2 separate regions of the Homo sapiens genome follow, and region 2 is linked to region 1. A link is a contact called in ENCODE Hi-C or POLR2A ChIA-PET data. All regions are on one chromosome and are shown on one strand. Each heading gives the region's core, a stretch centred on a gene start or an enhancer-like site at or near the end of the contact. The rest is flanking DNA. Distances are from core to core; before and after follow the strand shown. Region 1 overlaps SBF2 (SET binding factor 2). Region 2 overlaps SBF2 (SET binding factor 2).

What was found. Hi-C counts contacts between places; a loop is a spot of excess contacts on that map. ChIA-PET counts read pairs that join two places held with the same protein, here RNA polymerase II (POLR2A). Pooled maps may share reads with other maps.
Region 2: a pooled map shows a loop between it and region 1 (4-fold over the local background). The contact joins two enhancer-like sites. A Hi-C loop is called at or near these places in 1 of 50 pooled maps. POLR2A ChIA-PET finds 5 or more read pairs at or near these places in 3 of 52 experiments (AG04449, AG04450 and BJ).

What each region holds. Positions count from the first base shown.
Region 1 is chr11:9,800,671-9,804,051 of GRCh38, forward strand. The region is part of intron 32 of SBF2 (SET binding factor 2); the gene reads right to left. All of the region lies in intron 1 of SBF2-AS1 (SBF2 antisense RNA 1), which reads left to right. Among named protein-coding and RNA genes, the nearest start is that of LINC02709, 43 kb to the left of the region's middle. Within about 2 kb of position 1,726, at least 7 of the 41 ENCODE cell types and tissues checked have a DNase peak (open chromatin) inside an H3K27ac peak, as active enhancers do.
Region 2 is chr11:9,904,608-9,907,988 of GRCh38, forward strand. The region is part of intron 16 of SBF2 (SET binding factor 2); the gene reads right to left. All of the region lies in intron 1 of LOC101928008 (a long non-coding RNA gene), which reads left to right. Among named protein-coding and RNA genes, the nearest start is that of LINC02709, 150 kb to the left of the region's middle. RefSeq lists an enhancer at 1,401-1,985. Within about 2 kb of position 1,509, at least 7 of the 41 ENCODE cell types and tissues checked have a DNase peak (open chromatin) inside an H3K27ac peak, as active enhancers do.

The DNA.
Region 1 (3,381 bases), core at 476-2,975:
TGCTGGGATTACAGGCGTGAGCCACCGTGCCTGGCCAAAAAAAGTATTTATTATGTTTTTTAGAGGTGGGGTCTTGCTGTGTTGCCCAGGCTGGTCTTGAACTCCTGGGCTCAAGTGAACCCACCTTGGCCTCCCAAAATGCTGGGATTATAGGCTTCAGCCACCATACCCAGGATCAGCCTTGTAATATTTGTAGAATCTGTAGTGACGTCATCTTTCTCATTTCTTATATTGGTAATATGTGTCTTTTTTTTCTCAAGCAGTCTAGCTAGAGGTTTATCAATTTTATTGATATTCTCAAAGAACAGCTTTTGGTTTCATTAGTTTTCTTTATTGTTGGCCACAAGATTTTGGGGACCTAAAGGCAAGTGTGCTTCAAATAAATTTAGCCTTATTATATTATGTAGAATTGGGAATGATAGGTATTTCAGCTAATAAATTAATTCTATGTCAGCATTTCCCTAAGTATGGTGATGAATAGAGTTTTAGGCTTCTCTCAGGTATCATCTGGATTTTGTTGTTCAAAATAATTTTGTATTTATTTTGTTGCAGGTTAAAAAGTATACAGACTTAAAAGACTAAACTGCATGAAGCATTTTAGTTTTGTTTTTCCGTTATGGAGTGAAACTTGCCAACTTCACTTATTTATAAGAAGAGAATCTGAAATGGAATTTGGAGAAACATGAATTTATAGGGTCTTTTTTTTTGCCCATGTGCCATTAAGTACTTTGTAAAATTTAAAGGCCTATAAAAATAAGCTATGACTCAAACCCCTGGAAAGATCAACATTTTGGAAGTAAAGTTTAATACATTAAAACTGGATTCTGCTTTCAGAATTATAAATATTGAGCTACAAGAGACACTATACATCAACACGTGAAAACCTGGATATGGTTAAACAGACCCTAGGAGAGTGTATAGCTAATATTAATTTTTGTTATTTCACAAATTAAGATTTAACAAACATTGTGTGCTTTGTGTTACATCCTTCCATATTACATGGCCTTAAATATTAAGCTTTGATGCAAAATTGCCTTGTTATAAAACAGATTGGATTATGTTCATTTTTGCCAGTTTGCAGTTGAATAGGCAGCAGACAGCAGAAACTCTTGAATATACCAACAATCCATTAGCTACAGCTATTTTGCCAATATTACTGGATAAATTTTAGAATAACCAACCTGTGTGGGGGCAGCTTAGCTGCTCACATATGTGCTCACAAGGAAGGCTCATATCTTCAAAAGGCAAATAGCTTTTTTCTTTGGGGTAGGACCTAGCATAGTGCTGTCATAAGGTAACCATGAGGAGAATCACATAAAGCCAGACCAAAGTGAATCAATTTACAATTTGAATAAACTTTGAAATCACAGTAAAAAATACTGAAAAAGTTCTAAGATGCCCTCAAAGATTTACTCTAATGCCGAAATAAAGGGGATGCTTTCTTCACGTTTTCATTCATACTATTCATGTTTTCTCCTGATATTATATTTTAAAAAGAAAGTTTACATAAAAATTTAATCTTTGTATATTGGATTTTTTTTAATTTGGCTCAACTATTTTAAGAAAAGGGAGTCCTGTAATGATATCATTTGAGCTAAGCCAATTTCTTTTAGAAGCAAAAAATCTGCCAGATGTTGCTATTATGAAACAGTGAGCTAGCATTTATAATTCATTTGACACCTGGATATACTGGCGTAAACAATGGCTTTTTATATGATGAGGCAGTTCTAATTTAAGTTCAGTGCTTCATCTGTTTTCTTGTAACTTTATTAGTACTAATGGACAAGCCTAGGCATATGTCCATGGACTGCCTTTTGGCATTCAATGTTAGAAATGGTTAATAAGCAGGGAACACATTCCATCTGGGAAAGCTTCACTTGCTGCTGTGTAATTTTGAACCTGTTTTTTTGATGTTTCTGGGCCTAGTTCTGTTGTGTGTCCCTGAGAGACTGAGGGCAGCACTAATTCGAATTATCTGGTAAAAGCCAGAGTCATGTAAAGCACTAGTGTTCACTTGAAAGGCATTCAAAGAAGGCATTTTCTAATGCCTAAAACCAGTATGTCGAAGATGATGAAACACTACCTTATAATTAAGTCAGCAAGAGTCAGAAAAACTATTTGCTAACTATAGTCTTCTTAGATTCCTCTGTTTTTGAGTGAATAAACAATCCCTTTTCAGCACAAAATAATTTGCATCACCAAAGCTGATACCTCTGGTAGCCAAGCATGCTTTACTTACTGCAATTAAGGTCATATGCTTGCTTTGCTATGACTTGTCTGCACTTAGGTTATTATGTATGAGGTATTAAGTGAAAGGAGGATTCAGGCAAATTCTTAAAAATTTATGTTTTAATTTAAAAAATTTTAATTTGGCACAGCCAGATTTGAAGTCATACTGATAGGGTCTCTAGATCCTGAACAATATTACTTTTTACAGTTTGTGAAGCATTCACCTACAAATAATCGAACTTTAATTAAAAGTTAACTTCTGTTTTTGATTTCAGAATCAACTGGTTTATATAAAACATTTGAATTTTAACTCTTTACTTGAAAAAAAAAACAGATGAATCTTAAATTCAGCTGATTAGTAAATAAAACAAAACAGCAGAAATTAAGCATATACCCCAAATTGTTTTAATTAACTTAGCCTTTTGTAGTTTTAGCATCTATTGTATTCTAAAGATAATAGGAATGTAAGTTATGCTACATCTTAGTGTATGTTAAATTGCTTTAATCATACCACTTAAGGGGTACTCACAGAATACAGGTTACCTTCCAGCATCTAGACCTCTCCCACTCCTCCCCCCCAGCCCCATCCCCAATAATAAAATAGAAGAATTTCATTCCAAGTAAGGATTATTGTACTTGGGAGACAATGATGTTCCCATCTTTGAGGACAGTGTATCTTACATGAGAACCTCCTATCTCTTACTGATTGTGAGTGGATTATTTCGCTGACCCTAATGTTTAGGTGTGCAGAATTCTGCAAGTTGAACATAGAGATTTAACATATTAAGTAGTCCATTTAACTTAAGCCAGATTTGGCTGTACAAGCTCATTCCCCTGGAATCCTCCCACATTAAAGGAATTTTTAAGAGGTAAAAAACCCAAAAGGGAGTGGGGAGAATGGGAGGAAACACAGCACTGGGCCAAAGCAATTCAGCAAATTTTTGAAAGATGGAAAATAGAAGGAAGAATAGCAGTAAATGATAGAAGAGGAGAAGCTATACTGGGATTCCTGCCAGGAGGAAAATGATTTGAGAAGGTAACGATTTGCTGTGTAAACCCAGAAAGGCTCAGGGCACAGAGGCCCAAGTATTGAGTAATGCAGGGGTGAAATGGAGGCTATCGTGGGACTAGCTGGAAGTCTATGGAGGCAGG
Region 2 (3,381 bases), core at 259-2,758, 100 kb after region 1:
ATAGATATGTATAGAACACTGTATACAAAAACTTGCTTGCTCTAATGGACACTGCACTTTCTAACACTGTACCCAGAACTGTTCACATGGATTTAAAAAAATTGACCTCATACTGGTCCATAAAATAAGTATCAGGGCTGGGTATGGTGGCTCACACCTATAATCACAGAACTTTGGGAGGCCGAGGTGAGAGGATTGCTTGAGCTCAGGAGTTCAAGACCAGCCTGAGTGATAGTAAGAGCTCATCTCTACAAATTATTAAAAATTAGTTGGGTGTGGTGTCATGTGCCTGTACTCCCAGATACTTGGGAAGCAGAGATGGGAGAATCACTTGAGCCGAGCAGGTGGAGGCTACAGTGAGCCATGATTGTATCACGTGGCCTTCCAGCCTGGGTGACAAAGCAAGACCCTGTCTCAAGAACAAAACAAAACAAAAAACTATCAGTAAATTTCAAAATGTTTTGAATCATATAGACAGAGTTGTCAGCTCACAATGCAATTAAGTTAGAAATCATTAATGCATGTAAAATACTTAAAATTGTACCTGGTACATAGAAAGTACTCAATAAATGTTATTATCACTGAGGCTAGGAAATGCTTAGCATATCACACTCTATTGTGATTATCTATTTACTTGTATGTCTCTTCACTAGATTATAAGCAATTTAATGGCATTTTTATTAAGAAGCAGTTATCAATATTTATGGCAAGTTGTTGAATGAGTGATATGCCTTTTTGAATGTCATACAAAGCTGAAAGAACAGTAGAACAAATGATCTTACTAGGTCTTGGATTTCCAGAATTAACATTGAGCGTAATCAGGATTTTCCTTTGAATAACGATTTTCATTTACTCAACAAATATTTATTGAGTATCTACTATGTGCCAGGCATGCTGTAGCTAATGAACTCAGGAATCTCTTTATCCCAGGAGGAAATAGGGATGACAAATAAGAACACATTTTAAAGGGATGAGATAAATTCATGGCTGAATAAGATACATCCTTAAATTAGAGGACAATGATGTTCTTTTATGATGTCTCTGTGGGGACCTTTGTTGGAGCCCAGTTACTGGTTAGATAGATTTTTAAGTCAGAACAAGTAATCTTTTGTTTTAAATTCAAGAACATGAGTTTTACATATAAAAAGAGTGACTGTTAAAACTCAGTAGCAGCTCTCCCTCAGTCAAACCTCTGGAAATGAATGTGTGTGAGAAAGGAGAGGGAGAAAAGAAATATGAGTCAATGAGAACTTCCTTCAAAGAGAATATTAAAATCAACTAAAATATTACTTTGAAGGCAGTCATTACCTTGGAGTCGTGTTTAGGTTTTTATTTTAAAATACAGTCAGGCCATGTAGGAAAACACCGCACCTTTTTCCTATGTGGTATCTCTGCAAGGTCTCCATCCTCTCTATGGATTATATATAATAATCCCAGAATGCAGCAAAAAGTATGAATCATCTTTTTCTTCCTGACTTATTCCTCACCCCCTTAGGACACTGCTATGCACAAGAATGTCATCTGTGTCCTAGCACATCTGAATTTCTTTAACAGAAATGCCTTGCATGTTTCTGAAGACTGTCATGAGGCCCAAGGCAATAAAGTTCAACAGACTTGAGCTGTAATCTTCTCCCAAGGAAATGGTTGGGATGCCAAGATGCCTTTTGACTTTGATTTCACAGCAGGGCTTCATTTGTAATGACACTGTCCAAACTTTAAATGACAACAGCTGTGATATGAAGCCCTACACACTCATTTATAATAATTTTCCACAAATTAAAAAAATTAAACAATGGGGAATTTCAATCCATGACCAATTAGCAGGGAACAGGCAATCATAAAACATTTAGACTAGTGGGCACTATTTATTATCTTACAAAATGTTTACTCATTGTAGTGCATGTCTCAAACCTGTGTGCTGCTCAAATGCTGATTGCAAAATATAAATAAAAAATTCTTTGCAAATCACGTTAGAGACATTCTAAGTTAATTAGGTTGAAAGAGGGAAAAAATTTACAACAATAAGTCTACAACTATTGACACAGCAACCGCATTCCAGAATTGTGTGGTTATCTGTTGGGGAATCAGTCCATAAATACACAATCTGAAGTCCCCTGTGCTTTGGCCAAATAATAGCATTGTAGTAATAAACATACCAGACATTTTATAAACTTGCAAGGTCTTGAATACTGATACATGTTTTATTCTGAACTTTGCTTTGTAATTTACCTTTAATTTTCCTGCTACAATTGAAGAGTGAGCCCTGCAATCTTAATTTCCCATTATCCTCAATTACTTCGTACTTTTAACCTAGATACCTTTGAACTGTTGTTGCCAACATTCCAGTTTGATAAAACTCTGGAATCTCTAAAAAATGTTATATTTAAACATTAAAGAAAAAACTAGATTGAAAGGAACAATGTGTTACAGAACTGACTTTCCTTTAGAGTTTAGATTAGACACAGCTCAGAAAAAAGTTTTTTTGAATTGCCCAAAACACTGAAAACATTTGCATCTTCTACATAAGGACAAAAATTAAAAACACAAATTCCTCTCTGTATCACATTACTCTCCTATTCAAAAATTCAGCTATTTTCTGACCATTATAGAATAATGACCAAACTCTTCTGCCAGGCTTATTAGCCCTTCTCGGTACGGATCCACCTCTCTACCCACCCGACCATATGGGCCCCTGCCACAAGCTGCTGCTTTAGTCAACCTATTTTATTTATCACCTTCTATTCCACATCATACTTACTCCTACCATATCTAATACGGTTGAGGAAGCCCATCCATGCTTTGGTTTGTCATTTACATGCTTTCTCCTTGGTATTTTCATATGCATGCCCCCATATTTCTCCCTTCTTTCCAAGTACAATGTTAAGCAAAAAATAGGCAAAAGGATTTTTTTATTACAGTTTCAGCTTCAAGTTATATTTTAACATTAAATAAACCTACAAAACCATAAAGGATGTACCACAGTTTTGAATACCACTGTTATTTATATGCACAATGACTCCCATTGCAATAGAAGGTGAATGCTAGGCTTGACAAATAATATCAAGCTTTATTTTAAGTTATTTGAGTGAATGGACCAAGTCACTTTTAACTTTATATGCCTGGAAACTAGAACACTGCACCTGGCATATGGTAATAATTAGTTAGCACTTATTAAGTGTTTACTAAGTATCACACATATTTGAAGTATGAATTTACAGATATTATTTCATTTAATCTTCACAACATCTCGATTAGATAGGTACTGTAATTATGTCCTTTTTGTTGATAATGAAACTGAGCCTCTCAGAGGTTAAATTATTTGCTTGCGATTATATAGCCACAAATGGCAGAGCCAGAATTTGAACCTGGATAGTCTTACTC